2 separate regions of the Mus musculus genome follow, and region 2 is linked to region 1. A link is a loop called in an ENCODE intact Hi-C map of the cell type or tissue named here. Cell type or tissue: left cerebral cortex. All regions are shown on one strand. Each heading gives the region's core, and the rest is flanking DNA. Links, peaks and the distances in the headings are about the cores only.

The links. Peaks named below come from ENCODE experiments on the same cell type or tissue, not always from the same donor. Only the 100,000 strongest peaks of a DNase experiment are listed, where the experiment ranks them.
Region 2: it touches region 1 in a loop (8-fold over the local background); 6 of 42 quality-filtered maps call a loop at or near these places.

The regions. Positions count from the first base shown.
Region 1 is chrX:101,328,705-101,339,571 of GRCm38, forward strand. It overlaps Gm31385 (a long non-coding RNA gene), which reads left to right and starts at 9,384. Exons shown (of 3, transcript XR_387011.3): 1 at 9,384-9,422; 2 at 10,549-10,590. In left cerebral cortex, for the core only: a CTCF peak has its summit at 6,104 (motif pointing left); DNase peaks (open chromatin) are centred at 3,896, 4,730 and 6,071; H3K4me3 peaks cover 1,295 bases; H3K27ac peaks cover 1,499 bases.
Region 2 is chrX:101,218,142-101,226,141 of GRCm38, forward strand. Snx12 (sorting nexin 12) reads right to left here and starts at 4,422. Exons shown (of 5, transcript NM_018875.2): 1 at 4,121-4,422. The coding sequence starts at 4,285. In left cerebral cortex, for the core only: no CTCF peak of the experiment used is centred there; DNase peaks (open chromatin) are centred at 3,507, 4,160 and 4,489; H3K4me3 peaks cover 1,984 bases; H3K27ac peaks cover 1,402 bases.

The DNA of each region.
Region 1 (10,867 bases), core at 1,562-9,561:
ATTAGACTCAGGGACAGCCCACCCCCCCAAAAAAAAATGGTTCCAGGCATAGAACTGTAGGAGTCAGAAATGTGACCACAGCGCTGGGAGCAGTTATGCCTGACAGGAAGGGGCAGTGGAGTGGGTCAGTCACATCCCAGTGATTTTAGACTGTGCCGCTCTCAGCATGCCCACGATGCGAGCCTTCTGCATTTCACTAGATGGGAAGGCAGAATCTGAGCAGAAGCTAGTTTGAGAACCTAGTTCTCATGTGTGAGTTTCTCTGACTGACTTCCTTGAAGGAAAAAAAAAACACTCTTCTAGGGGGTGAAGGCATCTATAAACACAACTAAAAGAACACCTTTGTTCTTTTTAAGAAATATTTTTAATTACTATTTTATTTGTGTCTCCATATGTGTACATCACTTTCCTGTGTGGTGGAACTGGAGTTACAGACCATGTGGTTGTTGGGAATGGAGCCCAGGTCTTCTGGAAGAGCACTCAATGCTCCTAACTGTTGAGCTACAATCTCCACCCTCCTTCTTTTTGCTTAAAAAATAAATCTGCTTTGACTTTGAATGAGAAATAACTGCCTTTTAAATTTTATTTATTTTTAATTTTTTCACACTCCAATTGTTACCGGACTCCCTGTCTGCCCTCCCACAGTTCCTCGTCCCATCTCCCCCACCCCTCTAAGAGAATGTCGTCCCCTCCCCAGCACCCCCACCCCCACCCCCACCCGCCCGCCCCTCCAGGCCTCTCCACTCCCTGGGGCCTCAAGTCTCTCAAGGGTTAGTCACATCCTTTCTGACTGAGGCCAAACCAGGCAGTTCTCAGCTGTATATGTGTCAGGGGCCTCAGAGCAGCTCGTGTATGCTGCCTGGTTCTCCAAGCCTTCTTTATCTGCAGCTGAGAAACACGTTTCTGGAAGGAGCAGGGACTATGACTGTATTTCAGGGAGCCTGATCAGCGTTCCAACAGTTGGACACAGAGATGGGTGAGAGATGAAGCTTCAGCTGGAAGTGGCTCCCTGAAGGATGATTGTCCATCACACCTGAAAAGGCTTCTTATTCTCCAGTTCCATGTAGGGAGCAAGGCGTAGGAAAATAGTTCAAGGGCTCTCAAGGTCCATTTTCCAAATGGCTTTTTCAGAACTACTGTTGGGATCTACTGCCACCTGGTGTCCAAGATAGGATAGAGCAGGCCCCTTTCCTGCCTTTCCAGCACTCAGCCTAGCTTTGTTCCCTAATGGGTCGCCAAGACAGATGCTGTTTGGGATATGTGGAAAGCAAAAGAAAGAGCGAGGGCAAGTACTGCTTTGAGTGTCGCAGATGCTCTTTTCTATGTTGTCAGGATTTCCATTTCTCCAGAGTGCCTCTGGGAATGTATCTTTTTCTGGAGCACTACAGGATTGGGTTTGCCACACCCTCTTCAAACTCTCCACTTATGCACTCTCTCATATGATGACTTGAGTGTCTGTAAATCTCTAAGCCAGACCCAGGAAATTGCCCGTAACCTTTACAGTGAGCAAAAGAGTCTGCTTTTCCATGAACTCAGGCTTAAGTGATGTTTTCCTCCTAAATGGCCTAGAGTTATACTTAGGATTCCTGTAGCCCCACTAAAAGGCTGAGAGATAAGCAGATGTTCCAGAAAAGTCCATTCCACAATGTGTTGTGAAACTAAACCTGGAGAAATTAGAGCCCAACTGCAGTCCCGGATACCCAAGAGGCTGAGGCAGGAAGATCACAAACTCAAGACCAGCTTGGATAACAAAGAAAGATCCTGTCTCAAATTTAAAACAAAAGCCACTGACTGTTCTGGTGAATCCTCACAGTGTGATAATAGAGAACACACAGGAGTAATAGCTTGAATGGCAATGACCGAGTTGAGCATTGCAAGACTGAGTTAAGGAAGATGGTACTCTTTCCACCACAGTCTCCAATCCTAGGGATTCTTCAACCTTGTTTCTGTCATAACCCATCCCAGGCTTAGACTTGAAGGCTCTTCTGTTTGTTTATAAATTCTGGAACAGCTCTCAGTTTATACTCTAAACTAAAGAAGGCAGTTCTCAACCTTCCAAAAGCTGCAACTCTTTAATGCAGTTCCTCATATTATGGTGACCCTCAACCACAGACTTATTTTTGTTACTATTTCATAGCTGTAATTTTGCTACTGAATTGTAATGTAAATATCTGCGTTTTCTGATGGTCTTAGGCAACCTCTGTGAAATGGCTGTTTGATCCCACAAAGGGGTCAAGACCCACAGGTTAAGGACTGCAGATATTGATGAGATTATTGATGGAGAGGGTACATAATTGCAGAGGGAAATGAAAATAGCAGAAAGAACAAAAAAGAGAGAGAGAGAGAGCCATCTTTACGGTGTTTTGATTCCTAGAAAGCTGCTTTTTTATTTGCATAGGCTCCAACTCTTCCCTGGTTCCCACAAAACGGGGGTCCATGAGTAAAGGCCCTTTAACCATACTCGCCAAGATGTGGACAAGTCCCTTTTTATCTTTCAGTTAAGATACTTTTCAAGCCTGGTGTGGTGGCACATACCTTAAATCCCATCACTCAGGAGGCTGAGACAGGCTGCTCTCTGTGAGAGGCCAACCTGGTTTACAAAGTGAATTCCAGGACATTGAGAGCTGTGCAATAAAGAAAACCATGTCTCAAAAAATGTTTCTTTTGGTTTTTCAAGACAGGCTTTCTCTGTGTAGCCCTAGCTGTCCTAGAACCCTCTGTAGACCATGCTGGCTTGGAACTCAAGAGATCCACCTGCTTCTGCCCCCACCCCTCAGTACTGGGATTAAAGGCGTACGCAGGCGCAGCTCAAAAAGACCCCCCCTTCCCTTTTGAGATAGGGTATCTCCATATTGCCCAGGGTTTCCTGGAAATATGTGGACCAGACTAGCCTCAAACTCACCAAGATCCTCCTGCCTCAGCTTCCTGAGTGCCGAGATTAAAGGTATGGGCTACCAAGCTTGGCAAGGGAACAAGAAAACTTCCCAAGTAATGTTTGTGGGTCACCTCATAAACAACAACACATTTTACACAGATTGACATATTTTATCTTGTAAATTGTAAAGTTTTAAGATTTCTGATCCTGAATTTACATTGAACCTATTCAAGGAACTTAATCAAATCAACTTTTCCAAACTAGAGAGGGCTCAGGCATTGGACCTCACTCACTACCTGGAGCTAAGCCTGGCATGGACCTTTAGGGATTAAGAGTGGTGGGCAGTGAGCAGGGTGTGGTGGCGCACGCCTTTGATCCCAGCACTTGGGAGGCAGAGGCAGGAGAATTTCTGAGTTCGAGGCCAGCCTGGTCTACAGAGTGAGTTCCAGGACAGCCAGGGCTACACGGAGAAACATTGTCTCGAAAAACCAAAAAAAAAAAGGTGGTGGGCAGAATCGGCCTCCCTTCCTGGTCTCCCAAGCCTGTCAAGACCCGGGTGGGTGCTTTTATTTTGTCAAGTGCTGCCCTCCTGTAGTTCCTCCAACCACTCTAGCCCAGGCTTCGTCCACCCCTTTTCAGGCTTGCAGAGGGGGAAAAAAGCCCAGGGAAGACCCCGCCCTTTCCCAGAGCTGTACGATGTGTTTAGAATATGGCTGATAACTAAGACAAATGTGCTTGCGAACTGGAAAAAAAACAACTTGGAATCCTGACAGCTTTCTGAAAATCCGGCCCCATGATGGCCGTCCCTACTCTTTCTTAGCTAGTCTTTCGTTTTAGTGCTCAAAAGTGGCCATGTGACCTTGACGGCAAACGCCATCTTCCTGCCAGGGGGCCCTGCGCGCGTCCGTAGCCTTGGCCGCCGCCAGCGCCCAAGCTTTTCGGATCTCAGCAGCTTTAGACCGCCTCCCAAGACCCCTTTTCCGGTCTGCGAGGCCTGAGAGACTCTCAGATCATTGGTGGAGAAAGTATGATTGACACCATCCCTGTCTAATGACTGGCTACCTCTTTTCCCGGCTCTGATGACTAGTTCCGCTTCCTTTCCCCGAGTCTTTTTGATGACTCATCCCTCTGTCTGCGCTGCGCAAAGTGGCCTTTCCCGGCCCCGCCCCTGCTGCCCGCCACCCTCCGCCCCCGCCAAAGAGAAGGAGCTTCGGGAATTTTATCTGAAGGCGCGCGCGCGCCCGCGCGCCCCCCTTCTCCGCCCCGCCCCCCGCCGCCGCCGCCAGCGTGCGCGCGTGCGTGTGTGTGTGCGTGTGCCTGTATGTGTGTGTGTGTGTGTGTGTGCCTATGTGTGTGTGTGTGCCTATGTGTGTGTGTGTGTGTGTGTGTACTTGAAGCTAAAACACTTATTTCCGCACAGGAAGGAGTCTCATTTCCATATAAGGAGCTTAACCCCTCACTGTCCTTTGAGGTTTCTGTCTTACTTGTTGGAGGCCGGGGAAGGAAAAATGATTGGGAGGGGGACTGCCTCGGCTTCCACTTCAGCCCCAGATCACAGGGGGCTGCCTTTGCTCCAGCTGCCAGCCACTCTGAGGGAGGAGCCTGGAAAGGTGGAGTTAGGTGGAGGCTTTCGGATCATTCTGTAGGTCTCTGGGGACATACGTGTCAATCATATAGGACAACCTTAACAAAGATTGTAATCCTAAAGAGGAATCCAGCCTTCGGTAGATAATGGAGAAAACAGAGAGCCCAGGCAGAGCGAAGAAGCTGCTGGATTCAGATGAAAGGATGGATGTCTACCTGAGCCAGGGGCCCTATGTCATCCATGCTCCTGCGTGCCCTTACAGCATGTTTTCCCCGACTGGGTTAAATGAAGCCAGAAGCTGTGTAAAGGGAGCTGGCTACACTTGTCTCCTTTAGGCTGCTTCCTGTAGTCTCGTTTTGCTTCTTCATGCTCAGACATCACTTCTCCGCCAAGTTTCTTATCCCACAGGTAAAGCTGCCTGAAAGTAGCAGTGTAGCCTAGGGTTTCATAGGCTCTGTGTGCAGTAAACACCCATAAGCCTGAGTATTGCATCAAAGAATGGAGATTTCCGAACCACATACACTGAGGTGTGGTGGTTAGGAGGGGGCTGAGTTTTTATCTTCCATCTCTAGTTCTCCCTGTAGAGGTCCCCTGGCTGAATCCCACCCACCGTTCATTTGCATTGTCCAGGCTCGACCCTCTACCTTCTGCATGGAATAGCCAAGGAACAGGAAAGAGGCAACATGTGTTTTGCCCATGCTGGGGTAAAGGGTCAGTGCAGACACAAATCCTCCTTGGCTTTTGTTTCCGATTTTGACCATTTCAAGAATCAGCACACGAATGGTGGAAATTTAGACTTTTCCCATTGCGCTGATAGGCTGTGTGATCCTCTGCCGGGATGCTGGGCTGTGGTATAATCCCCCTGGCAACTGGAATATTCTACTAGGAGACGTGTACCCTTGCCTAATGCTATCAACTGCTTCCAGTTTCTCCTCTTTATTATAAAGCGTTTCTCCACTCACTGCCTTGCCTTTGTTAATTTACCCACGGTACCTGCTCTGATGGTCAAAGACAACCAGGGCTGAGTGACACTGAAGATGTAGAAGGTTAACACATGATGGATAAGAGAATGGGGAGCAGGCAAGTGTGAAAAACAGGCAGTCACAATGTTTTATACTGTCCACATATCTGGGAGTAGCGCTAGTGGGGAGGGGCGGTAATCACAGTAAGTATAATGATTGTGGTACTTGTCAGTCTTAGATGTTTCTAGGCAGATTGGGAACTGCAAGGCCATTGGCTTTCAACTGTAAGAATTCCTAGAGGATGTTGCATTTGTTTTAAATATTTACTAATTTGTGTGTATGCTCACATGCATGCGTGTGTGTATGTGTGTGTGTGTGCGTGCATGCATGCCATTGCACAGATGTGGAGGTCAGAGGACACCTTTAGAGAGTTCGAGTTCTTTCCTTTTACCATGAGTCTCTAAGGGAAAGAACGAAAGTTGTCAGGCTTGGTGAAAAGTGCCTTTAGATACTGAGCCTACTTGTTTTCCAAGATGTGATATTTAAGAAATAGCCCAACAGAAGCTGGAAGGTGGGTTGTTAATTAAAAGCACAATCTTGCCAGGCATGGTGGCGCACGCCTTTAATCCCAGCACTTGGGAGGCAGAGGCAGGTGGATTTCTCTGATGCCCTCTTCTGGCCTCTTCAGGTACTGCATGCACATGGTACACAGGCATACATGCAAGCAAAACACCAATTCACACAAAAATTTTAAAGGGGATGGTGGTGAAAAGATCATCAATTAACAGCACTTGTTTTTACAGAGGACTTGGATTCAGTTGTCAGCACCCACACGGTCCTCCAAATCTCGAGCCTCAGGAGCTCCAGCACCTTCCGAATTAGGAGGGCACCTGGAGTGCTCCTGCTGCCCAGATGTACCTGTGAACAAAACACTCACACACATGAATAAATCTTAATTTTTAAATGTTTAATTAGTGTATTTAATGTATATGAGTGCTCTACCTGCATGTAAACATGCGTGCCAGAGAGGGCATCGGACCCCATTACAGATGGTTGTGAGCCTCCATGTGGTTGCTGAGAATTGAACTCAGGAACTCTGGAAGAGCAGACAGGGCTCTTAACTGCTTAGCCATCTCTCCAGCCCATAATATTTATTTATTTATTTATTTATGGTTTTTCGAGACAGGGTTTCTTCTCTGTATAGCCCTGGCTGTCCTGGAACTCACTTTGTAGACCAGGCTGGCCTTGAACTCAGAAATCCACCTGCCTCTGCCTCCCGAGTGCTAGGATTAAAGGCGTGTGCCACCACACCCGGCTCCATAATTTTTTTTTTAAGAGCAAAATGAAAAGAAAAAGTAGGCCAACAAAGTGACCTTAAGGGTTTGCAACCTAAGGTGCAAGTGGGACAGCAGGAATTGTTATTTCTTCTCCTCCACCTTTCTAACACACATTGGATGAACGGCAATCCTGTCTTCAATACTGGAAATGTAGAAATTGTAGTCACAGGATATGTTTTATGTGCCAGGTACTGTGTTATGTGCCTTAAGGAAAAAGCCTTGCCTTATGCTGATTCAATTTACAACGTTTTGGATAATCCAATGGGAAGAAATCAATAAAAAATGATAGAAATTTTGACTTTTCCTAGTCTACTGATGGGCTGTGGGGTCCTGTCAGGATGCTGGGCTGTGGTATAATCACCTTGGCAGCTGGAATATCCGACTAAGAGACTTATGCCCCTGTCTTCTGCTACCAGACTATTTAAACAATGGACAGCAAAGAGTCAAAATTTCCCAGTAATCTTTCCCATGCTAGGAGAAGGGGAAACGTGAAGTCCTGATGGCAGCCAAAGGAGGAACTTGTTTACCAGGAAAATATTCCGTATAGTTCTGGAAATTTATCAGACCATCTTGTTGAATAGACTGAGTCAAACCACACCTTCAAAGGGCTACTTAAGTATACATACATGTCTCTTGCCCTTCATTGAAATTTGAATTTCATGTTAGCACCCCAGAAAATGGCCTTGGGGGGGGGTCATTGGATCCTTTATTTGTTTCACTTCTCAAAGTGATCCCATTGAATAAATCTCTTTTCTCAGCTTTCTCTAACACTTGTCTCTGGTTGGTGAGACAAGCAGCTAAGTGTACGTAGCTTGTTGAGATTGCCAGAGGTGCAGCAGCTTTTCCCTAAGAACTCCTGTTTACAGTGGAAGTGAGCCCAGCTCCTAATCAGCTGAAGGTTCGTGATCCTCAGGGAGAACATTAGGATTCCGTAGTATATTGAACTATGATGTTTGATAGGTTCAGTATATTAAAGAACCTTTCAACCTAGGATATTTCCAACTTATGAGGTTGGATTGGAGCTTCTGACCCTTCCACATCTGCTCTGAGTGTTGGGTTTACAGGGCTGTGTCACCATGCTTCCTATGTGTCACTCAGTTCCCATGGTGGAGCTAGTGGTGTAGTTCAGTAGATAGCAGTTGCCTAGCATGTGTGAGGCCCTGGGTTCAATCCTCAGCACCACAAAAAAATTACAGTGATCTTCTCATGGTATATTATTACCATTATTATTGGTTTTTTTCATGACAAGGTTTCTCTGTGTAACTGAGTACTGGTTGTCCTGGAATTTAGTGAGCACTTTGTAGACCAGGCTGTAGGCTCACAGAGATCCAAGTGTCTCTGATGGCATAGGTATTGTTATGCTGCTCCCCCCCTTTTTTGATACAGGGTTTCTCTGTGTAGCGCTGGCTATCCTGGAATTTGCTCTGTAGACCAGGCTGGCCTCAAGTTCATAGAGATCTGCTGGCCTCTGCCTCCCAAGCTCTGGGACTGAAGGTGTGCCCACCACAGCCATCTTATCCCTCTTATTTAAAAATGTATATTTAAGCCGGGCGTGGTGGCACACGCCTTTGATCCCAGCACTCGGGAGGCAGAGGCACGTGGATTTCTGAGTTCGAGGCCAGCCTGGTCTACAGAGTAAGTTCCAGGACAGCCAGGGCTATACAGAGAAACCCTGTCTCAAAAAGCCAAAAAAAAGTATATTTATTTTGTTATTTTTATGTGTCTGTTTCTGTGTGTATGCTGCCTATGCATGCATTCCTTGTAGAAGCCAGAAGAGAACATTAGGTCCCCTAGAGCTAGAGTGGTTGTGAGCCCTCTGAAGTGAGTGCTGAGCCATCTCTCCAGCCCTATCCTGTCCATTTTCTAGATAATAAAGCTGTGATTCAAAGGGATAAAGTGACCTGCTCCAAGATCATTAGAGTAGTTGTAAGCAGAAGAGTTGGAACTTGAACATTGGAAGTCACAAAGTATAGCCTATGGTGGTGGTTTGTATATGCTTGGCCCAGAGAGTGGCACTATTAGGAGGTGTGGCCTTGTTGGAGTAGGTGTGTCACTGTGGGCATGGGCTTTAAGACCCTCATCCTAACTGCCTGGAAGTCAGTATTCTGCTAGCAGCCTTCAGATGAAAATGTAGAACTCTCAGCTCCTCCTGCACCATGCCTGCCTGGATGCTAATGGACTGAACCTCTGAACCTGCAAGCCAGCCCCAATTAAATGTTGTCCTTATAAGAGTTGCCTTGGCCATGGTGTCTGCTCCCAGCAGTAAAACCCTAACTAAAACACTTACGAATTTAATTAGAATGCTCTTCTCAGTCTTCTAGTTGGGAAGTTATAGAAATAGGACTCATCCTGTAAGAAGAGAAAGCAGAGCAGGGGGAGTTAGAAATTGAAGAGCACAGGGTAGAGCGGAAGATCCCAGAAGTAGCAGCAGAGCCCCTGGCTGTCTTTTGAGCAGTCAGGTAGAACAAACATGTGGGTGTGCAGAATGCCCAGAGGGAGCCCAGACAGGCAGGTGGGGTGGTTGGCAGCCACAGTGTCTGGCAGCCAGTGACAGAGGCCCTGCCATAGGGTCTGGGCTTCTAGAACAGGATGTCAAAAGGTCTAGCAAGAACTAGAGGGAACATTATTCCTATAAAGACAGAGGTGCTTCACAGGACACCAAGGTAGGACTCGAACTGGGAATATCAGACTAGGTGCTTAAGGTAGGGGCTTTTATCCAGTAGAAAAGAAATAGCCCAATTATTAGAGCTAAGGACCAGCTCCATTGATTAACCTTTCTTACTACTGATTTTTTTTTTCAGTAAATTGTTGGCACTTATGTTCCTAATGCTGTGCCAGGAACTGGGCCAAGGCACATTCCAATAGAGGGGTAGAACCTGTAAAGCAGGCATGTGCAATGCTGTGTGGGAAGTTCTCACGTAGAGGTGCAGACTGATGGGGTGGGGTAGGGAGGCTCACTGTTGAGAGAGTTTAAAAAGGGAGTTTATTGATCACTAATTGGAGGCCATCCTGGAATACATGGTAAGAGCCTGTCTCAGAAAACATATGTGATGGGTGGTGAGATGGCTTGGTAGGTAAAAGTACTTGCATCAACCCAGAGGACTTGAGTTCTATCCCCAGGACCCACCACATGGTAGAAGGAGAAAACCAACTCTGGCTCTGACACCTCTCTCTCTCTCTCTCTCTCTCTCTCTCTCTCTCTCTCTCTCTCTCTCTCTCTCTCTCATACACACACACACACACACACTAAATGTAAGAAAAGAAAGAAGCAGAGAGCTGGGTTGATTAGGAGCACTTGCTGTTCTTTCAGAGGACTCAGCTTTGCTTCCCAGCACTCTCGATGGTCAGTAATTCTAAACTCAGGGGATCTCACGCCCTCTTCTGGCTTTATTGGGAACAGCCCGATGCATACACATAAAGAAAAGAAACTGAAAAAGAAAACATTACACCAACTTGGGTACCTGTGTGTGTTCGTGTACTGTTCTGTTCTGTCCTAGGACTTTAAATAAGAGACAGTTGTCTACACTCAAAGTGTGCAAAAACAATGGCCAAAGTGAACAAAAATTTGAAACAGTAGTATTCCCTCCCCATTTGATGCTGAGTCAACAGTTCATACTGGAAAATTGTATTTGAGAGGGAGCAGTGGGGCACTCGAGTCTGAAGCAGCTCAGAGGTCTGGATATGAAAGGCTTTTGTGGGTGCTGTTGAAGATCTTCGGGTTTTCCCCAAAGTAAAGCCACGTGTAGTCTCTATATTAGTGAGTGATTGGTTTGCCTCTTGGCATTTTAGGAAGACCACATTGGAAACATTATCCAGCATCACTGGAAACAAGTAAGTCTCTCAGGATGTTAGTCCAATTGTGTGAGTAAGGAGTGGGGGGTGGGATGGGGAGGAGGGAAGCTAGCTCAGTGGTTAAGAGCACTGGCTGCTCTCCCCGAGGAACCTGGTTCAATTGCCAGCATCCATATGGTGATTCACAACTGCCTGTAATTCCAGTTTCAGAATCTGTCTCCCTTCTCTGACATCCATAGGTACTGAATGCACATAACACACAGACGGATATGCACAGGGAGTAAGACATGCACCCGTGCACATGCACACACAACCT
Region 2 (8,000 bases), core at 1-8,000, 110 kb before region 1:
GCCAGAACAGTATAGTTGACATACTACTGTCTTAAAAAAAATCAACAACCATGACAAGTTTTGCTTCTCCCAAAATGTAAATTATCAATATTCAATTACTAAATAGAAACCCTATCTATCTAGTTACCCCTTTCCTAAAACCTGCAGAATGAACAGCCACTATAGAAGTTGGTTTTCTGTAACATAATCATTCCTACATCTTAATCACTAAGATGACTCCTCAGGCTCTGGTGGAAAGAGGACCTTATAACAAATTAAAAGCCCAAATCTTCATTCCTGTCTACAAATTCTAAATGAAAATGGTCAAATACATCTATTAATCTAGGCTATATTTCTTCCCAGCCAATTCAGAGCAATGTGTAAGTAAGTAAGTAAGTAAGAAAGAAAGAAAGAAAGAAAGAAAGAAAGAAAGAAAGAAAGAACTACCTCTTTCTTCTCTACACAATTGCCTCTTGGCAAGAAAGGAGTATCTTGGAGTGCTGGTAGAGCCTCACATGATCCTTACTATATCAACTCTTACAGTCCCCAAGTCTTGAAATTGAAATCTCCTCCTCAGCCAAATAACAGATGATTGTCATTAGCTCCAACTTTACCCAAAATCTTCAAGGTCCAAGAAATATCAATGGTTGAAAATAGTCTGATATAAATAACAATTTGTCATTTAAACAATTCTTAAAATGGAGAGGGAGAATCAGGCTTTCTTTAGGATGTGGCCCACTGTATGTCCACAATGCTGCAGTGGATGGTCCCATACCTGAAGTATATGAGCAAAACAAATTGGACTGGATGATTTTGCTTTGTTTTTAAAGAAGACTCAAAGTTGAAGAGCTAGGGAGGTAGAGATGGATCAGAAAGGAATTAGGGGGGAATGTAGGTATGAATATGGTCATGATACATGGTATGAAATTCTCAAAGAACAAAAGCATTTTTTAAAAGGAATAAACAAGTGACCAAACATGATGACTAAGACCTGTAATGCCAGTACTTGAGAAGTAGAAATCAGAGGATCAGTAACTGAAAGTCACTCTCAGTTACACAGTGAGTTTTAGGACAACCTAGGCTACACGAAACTTAGAAAGGAACAAAAGAAAAGAAAAAATAAGAAACTAGAGGCTGACCAGAAGAATGGGCAAGTAATGGTGACAACTAAATGTGATTCCTACTAACCCAGATGGTAGGAAAGAACCATGTCCTTCAAGTTGTCCTCTGACATGCTCTGTAAACCTTCCTCTGGACACAAAATGAATACAAATGTAATTTCAAAAACCGTGAAGGGGGGGGGGGGGGCTGGAGAGATGGCTCAGTGCTTGAGAGCACTTACAGAGGACCATGGTTCAATTCCCAGCACCCACATGGCAGCTCACCACTATCTCTAATTCCAGTTCCAGGATGTATATGATTCAAACACATGTTTGAGCAAAACACTAAATAGACATAAGACAAATAAACCTTTTTTAAGTTTTTGATTTTAAAAAGAAACTGGAAACTTTCTTGAAAGGAAAGCCTCTGGTAATGACATTTAGAGACTGTTCATACAGTATACTAACTGAATTTTATACTATGTGCATGTATTAACTGTTATTAACTGTTTAAAATTCATCCATTATAGAAAAATTTATCAGAATCCCCTAAGAGGAAAAAAAAGACATTTAGGATCATAGGATTATAGATTTGTACTAGTATTTACTAAAGATATTGTGTTCCTTAAACAGTAGAAACATAATTAGTGAAAATAAAGTGAAAGGAGAAAGAAAACACAAAATTCAAGTCCACATTGAAATGTCCATATGTACAATGACGTGAGGCCACCATTGCACCTCTCCAGACTCCTCAGGCAGGCAGGATCCATTCCTGAATAAAATTAAAGAGAATAGCTTCATCAATATTTATAAAAAGGAGCTGAAGGGGTAGGATCAATGAGGAGTATGTGTTCAGCCTGAATTAAATTTCCAGGACCAGAAAAATAAATACAAATGACAAATGATTTTAGTACCTTTCTAAACACTAGAGTTCAATAAAACAGCCAAAGCCTCCAATCAACTCAAACCCACAAAATAAAGAAGCACCAAGAACTCCAATCAACATTGTATAACTGGAACTGTGGAAGACACTGAGGAAAATGCTGAGTATACGGGTTAGTCCCAGCACTTGGAAATCAGGTGCAGGTGGATCTGAGTTCCAGGAAAGCCTAATCTACAGAGTGAGTTCCAGGACAGCCAGAGCTATACAGAGAAACCCTGTCTCAAAGCAAAACAAAGTCTCAGTGTACATTTTGCATACTAAGTTTTGCAACTAAAGTTTAACAAGGTCGTGGAAAGAGCATGGACTTTGGAGTCAGAGAGTTGGTTTCAAATCCAGAGGTCTTATACATTACATGTACTTGGGGAAATTACAGAAACTGCATGCTTTCCTGATTTCTGTTTTTTAAAAAAGGTATACAAAAAAATAAAACCTAGATGGGCAAAGTGACACATGCCTTTAATCCTAGCATGTGGGAGGCAGAGGTTGGTGGATCTCTGAGTTTGAGGCCAGCCTGATCTACAAAGCAAGTTCCAGGACAGCCAGGGCTACACAGAGAAACTTGGTATCAAAAAAAAATTTTTTTTAAAGAAACTAAAACCTAGTTTGGGCTTGGCCCATAGTAGGGACTAGTTGGATGGTCTCTGTTATCAGAATTCCTAGAGAACTATTTCCTTACTAATCCCTAAGGTTCTTATGCACCTAGACAAGGTGAACAGACCCTAAAGGCACTCTTTACACTGAACAAGTTAGACTTAGGGTCCCTTGAGTAGTCAAGCCTTCCTCCATGATCACCTCTCTTCTATCAGTTTGAAGAAGATAAATCCCATCCTTCTCCAAAGAGAACATTTCAAATAGTCTAGCCTCCATAAAAACAGTTGTGCTTCATGCTGTGATGGCTTTCTGCCCCCTCTCAATTGAGAGGGTGCCATTGCTCCATAAGATTGTCAGGCACAGGTAGAACAAACATTCTTAATTCAATTCATCTTTTTAAAAAAATGAGAACTTCATATGACTCATAGATCTTCAAAGCTATTCAAAAGAGATACTGTTCGAAAAGAATATCCTGCATCTCTAACCTGAGAAGAAAACACAAGTAAAAAAGAAAAAATGGTTCTTAAATTTTTTTAATCTGTACCATTTCAACTGGGCAAAAAAAAAAAAAATACCTGTGAACCATGTACTATATCTTGCACTGTGGACTAAGCACTGTGGAGTAAGAGAATAAAGTCCCCTGGGGTGCAGACTAGAAGAAGCCATTCCTGGAGCCCTTCTGAAATGTCATGTATTAAAGTAACTACAGATTAGGGGAAGACAAGGCAAATGCTGCCTTTCCCATAAACCCTAAGTGAACGCCAATAAAACCTGAAGTCACCATTGTGGATACTTCACATCTAAAGGCTTAGCAGAGGATGGGAGCAGCAGCTGACAATCCCCAATCCCGGTGCAGGGCCGGGTTTCACGTGAGACATGACATTGTGGTACCTAAGAAACTTAAGCATAAAACAGTTCTCTCTTGCAGATGTCAATCTTACACAAGTCAGCAAAGCATTCTGTCTGCAAATTGCTTTTCTACTGCTCCCATAAGCCCACTGTCTCCCTTTCCTTCACTCACTCTTGCCTTGAACTAAAGGTTTTGCTTAACTCCATCATCCCAGAGAGATCTTATTAGGAAGAAGCTGAGCCCTCCTGCCCTCCCCCCTTTAGAATGGCTTCCCATAACCTAGTTTAGTTATAGAACCCAGCGATACATCGCCTTGGCTTTCCATCCCCCAGCCTTCTTCCATCCTCCCCTCCCGTCCTGTCAATCATGTTCTAGTCTACTTGGATTCCTCACTAATCTTTGTCCATCGTCCACACCCTGTCCAGCCATGCCTCACTTCTTCCTTGTAAGTACTTGTTTTCCTTCATCCCCGCCCCAAGTCCCCTCTGGACTTTTCTGTACCCTCGGGCCACAGCTGAGTCTGCAGCCTCCTCTCCAAACCTTCCAAGCCCTAACCCTCACATGACCCCTCCAAGGCGGCCCGCCGTTAGTCGTCCCCATGCCCCCTCCCCTCCTGCTCCGTCCTCCCTCAGCTGTCTCCCTCACCCCGTGACTCACCCGCATGCGAACCTCATAGGTGGTGAAGCGCGCGCGGCCCACGCCCACCGTCTGTGGATTAAAGATGTCTATCTCCAGGAAGTTACTGGGCGGCCCGTAAGCGTCGGTCAGGTCTTGGGGCTTCGAGTTAAGGCGCCTAGTGTCAGCCACTGCGGTGTCCGACATCTTTCCGAAGAAGAGCCCGGTACCGGCGAAGGGGGTGGGGGACAGAGGCCTGAGGCAAGAGCGCGCACAGCCCCTCCCGCTTGCAAAATAACCAGCCAACCCCCAGACGACGGCGGCGCGCACGCGCGCACGCATGCGCGCACGCACACACCGCCCGAGCCTCGGGCCCTTCACTCTGAATAGTTGCCATGCAGACTAGGGCTGGTACTCTATAATGCAAGCGTCATTCAGACTTCCGGGTGGTACTGGTAGCAGCCCCGGAACCTGCATCTCCAATACTCACTGCCCCAGTAGTTTGAGAAGCACCACACGCATGCTCCTCCAATCTGTGTCCCTCAACCCAAGAAATTGGCTCACCCCGTGCATCAATCAAGCAGTGGGCACTGCCCCACAAGCTATTATCCTAAGGTGATAGGCCGAAACCCCAGGTCCTTAAGTCCGGATTTTCCCTGAAAATAGAATGGTTTCTGGAAGGTGGGGTTCCAACAATAATAGAAAAAACGTAGACTGCAGGCTTACTACTTGTGCCACTGATAGTTTCAATTCAAGCTACACGCAAGTGTAAGCAATACATTGTGGTGCCCGGGAATCAGTAAACACGAATTGCGTAAACAATAAAGATTTCATGTTCTCACTTTTCAGGAATAGTGGGTGTATCTTCATGCCCCACATGTTGCTACATAACAACTAATTCCAGGCATATTCATTTCTTAACAAATTTCAGGATCTTTACTTCATAACTTCTGTCTATATGCTGCAGAACCCGCACTTGGCTATGCTGTGAGCTTGTTTGCAACCTCTCATGAAAGTATGTGTCTGCATGAGAACATCTACAGAAGAACATATTTACATACGTGTAAAATGTATTTGCACATGTTATGTACATACTAAGACAAAGTCTTACATTTATCCTAACTGTCCAGGCTTCCCTTGAACTTGTGGCAGTGCTCCTGCCAAGCCCTCTGGGTTTCAGTGTCACCATGGCCAGCTAGGAATTTTTGTGGTTCTTATGTAGTTTTGAGACACTGTCTCATGAACCCCAGGCTGCTTTCAAACTTGCTTTATAGCAGAGAATGACCTTGAAATCGGACCCTTCGGCCTGTCTCTCCCAAATGCTGTTTTGTGCAGTGCTATGGATCAAATCCAGGCTCTACAAAATCAGCTATATCTGTAGTCCTTAAACATACATTTTGGGGGGGGGGAGTTCAAGACAGGGTTTCTCTGTGTAGCCCTGGCTGTCCTGGAACTCACTCTGTAGACCAGGTTGGCCTTGAACTCAGAAATCCACCTGCCTCTGCCTCCCGAGTGCTGGGATTAAAGGTGTGCGTCACCACGCCCGGCTAAACATACATTTTTTAAAACTAATTTATATATATCCCTTCATTTTGTAAATTATTTATTATCATTTTAACTTTTAAATAAGTATTTTTGATGTGTCTGCATATTTTGCCTGCGGGTGTGTCCATGCACCAAGTGCATGAAGTGCCTTAGGAGGCCAAAAGAGGATGTCAGATCCTCTGGAACTGGAGTTACAGATGGTTGTGTGAACCACTTTGGGTGCTGGGACTTGAAGCTGGGTCTTCTGCAAGACAGCCAGTGCTCCTAAGCACTGAGCCATCTCTCCAGCTCTGCATGTCCCGTATTAAGGGGTAAACAGGTGGCAATTTTAGGTCCTCTTTCCTCCTCCCATCACCTAACCTCCTCTCCTACAAAAATAACCTCATATTACTGAAGACTGGAGTCTTTCAACAAAGCACAAGGGCTTATAATAATTAATTTAATTTAATATAACTGATATCAACAAACTACTTCCATGCCAAGCACTGTGCTAAATACTAAAAGACCTAGAGTTATGAAAGTTCCTGCTGCCAATAAGCTAACTTTTTAAAATATATATATATATATATATATATATATATATATATATATAGACAGTGTTTCTCTATGCAGGCCTGGCTGTCCTGGATCTTACTCTGTAATCCAGGCTGGCCTCAAACTCAGAGCTGTACCAGCCTCTGCCTCCCAAATGCTGGGATTAAAGATGTGCACCACCACTGCCCAAGAGTTAACTTTATAAGTAAAGACAAGCAAACAAAACAAATGTGACAAATATAAACAAAGTAGCATATACACACTAGGTTACTGAGCTGGACATGATAATGCATGCCTGTGCTCCCAGCCATTGGGAGATGGATCTAAGGGCTTTGGGAGTTTAATACCACCCTGTGCTACACAGCATGTTGGAAAGCAGCCCAGGCTATAATGGGACCCTGTTTCAACAAAACAAAACAAAACAAAACGGTATATGTTTCAAAAAATTGGGGGAAGACTTCCTAGAGGTGGACATATTTAACACATGGGAAGGTATAAAGGGATGTGGGCTGGAGCTATATATAGCTCAGCAGTTAAGAGCACTGATTTTTCTTGCAGAGAACCTGGGTTTGATTCCCAAAACTCACATAGTGGTTAATAACCATCCATAACTCCAGTTCCAGGAGATGCACTGCCTTCTTCTCACCTTCTTGTGCACCAGGCACACATGTGGTACCCATCCATACTTGCAGGCAAAGCACTCATATACAAAAAAAAATTTAATCTTCTTTTAAAAACCTTTTAAAGGCATAAAGGAGAAATAGTTCTGGAAATGGGGAAAGGCAATTTCTGGCACAGGAAATAACATATTTAAACCCATTGCAGGAAGAAACTCTACAGTATTTTTAGGAAATTATCACCAATTCAGATTGTGTAATGGAAATGTTTAAGGGATGTAGGATGTCTGGGGATGGGCAGAGAAGAGAATGAGTCCTCTATATTAAGCAATGTCTCTGCTTTTATGATAGATTATAGGCAACCACCAAAGGGTCTTAAGGAAAAAAGAAGTTAGAAAGACATGATCCTATTCATCTTAGAGGGACTATTTTGCAGGTAACATGAGAAAATATATTAAAGTTGAATGTGACTAATTAGGAAGGAACCTACAATAAGAAAGTGGTGAGGGCTAGAGGCATGGCTCGGTGGTTAAGAGTGAGCAATGCCTACTCTTGCAGAGGACATGGGTTCAGTTCCCAGCATCCCCATTGGGTAGCTCACAACCTTGGGTAACTTCAGCCCCCAAAATTCTGAGGTCTTGTGGCCTCTGAGGGTACCTGCTCCTGCAAATGAGCAGCACATATATGCACACATAAATGAAAGCTAAGGGGGAAAAGGTATAGAAGAATGAAATAGGATTTGTATTAGATAGAGATCCAGTATAGGGCTTAGTTAAATGTGTGAGCCATGAATTGAAACTGACTAGATTTTAAACCCTGCTCCCTACCTCTGTAACCTTGAATAAATTGTACAAAGTTTTCCTCATCTGTAAAATGGAAATAAAACAAAGGCTGGCATTGGTGGTGCACACCTTTTAGCCCAGCACTCAGGAGGCAGAGGCAGACGGATCTCTGAGTTCAAGACCAGCCTTGTCTACAGAACAAGTTTCAGGACAGCCAGAGCTACACAGAGAAACTCTGTCTCATAAAAATAAAAATTAAAAAAAAAACCAATAAAACAAACAAAACCTAAAAGCTACCATTGCAGCTGTTGTGAAAATTAAATAAAATAAAATATTATATTGCACAAAGTGGTTGTTAGTAACTTGTTAATATTTGGAGAAGGAGGAGGGGGAATTGAAAATGACCCCTGGTTTTCTGACCAGGCCCCATCAATCAACACTGGA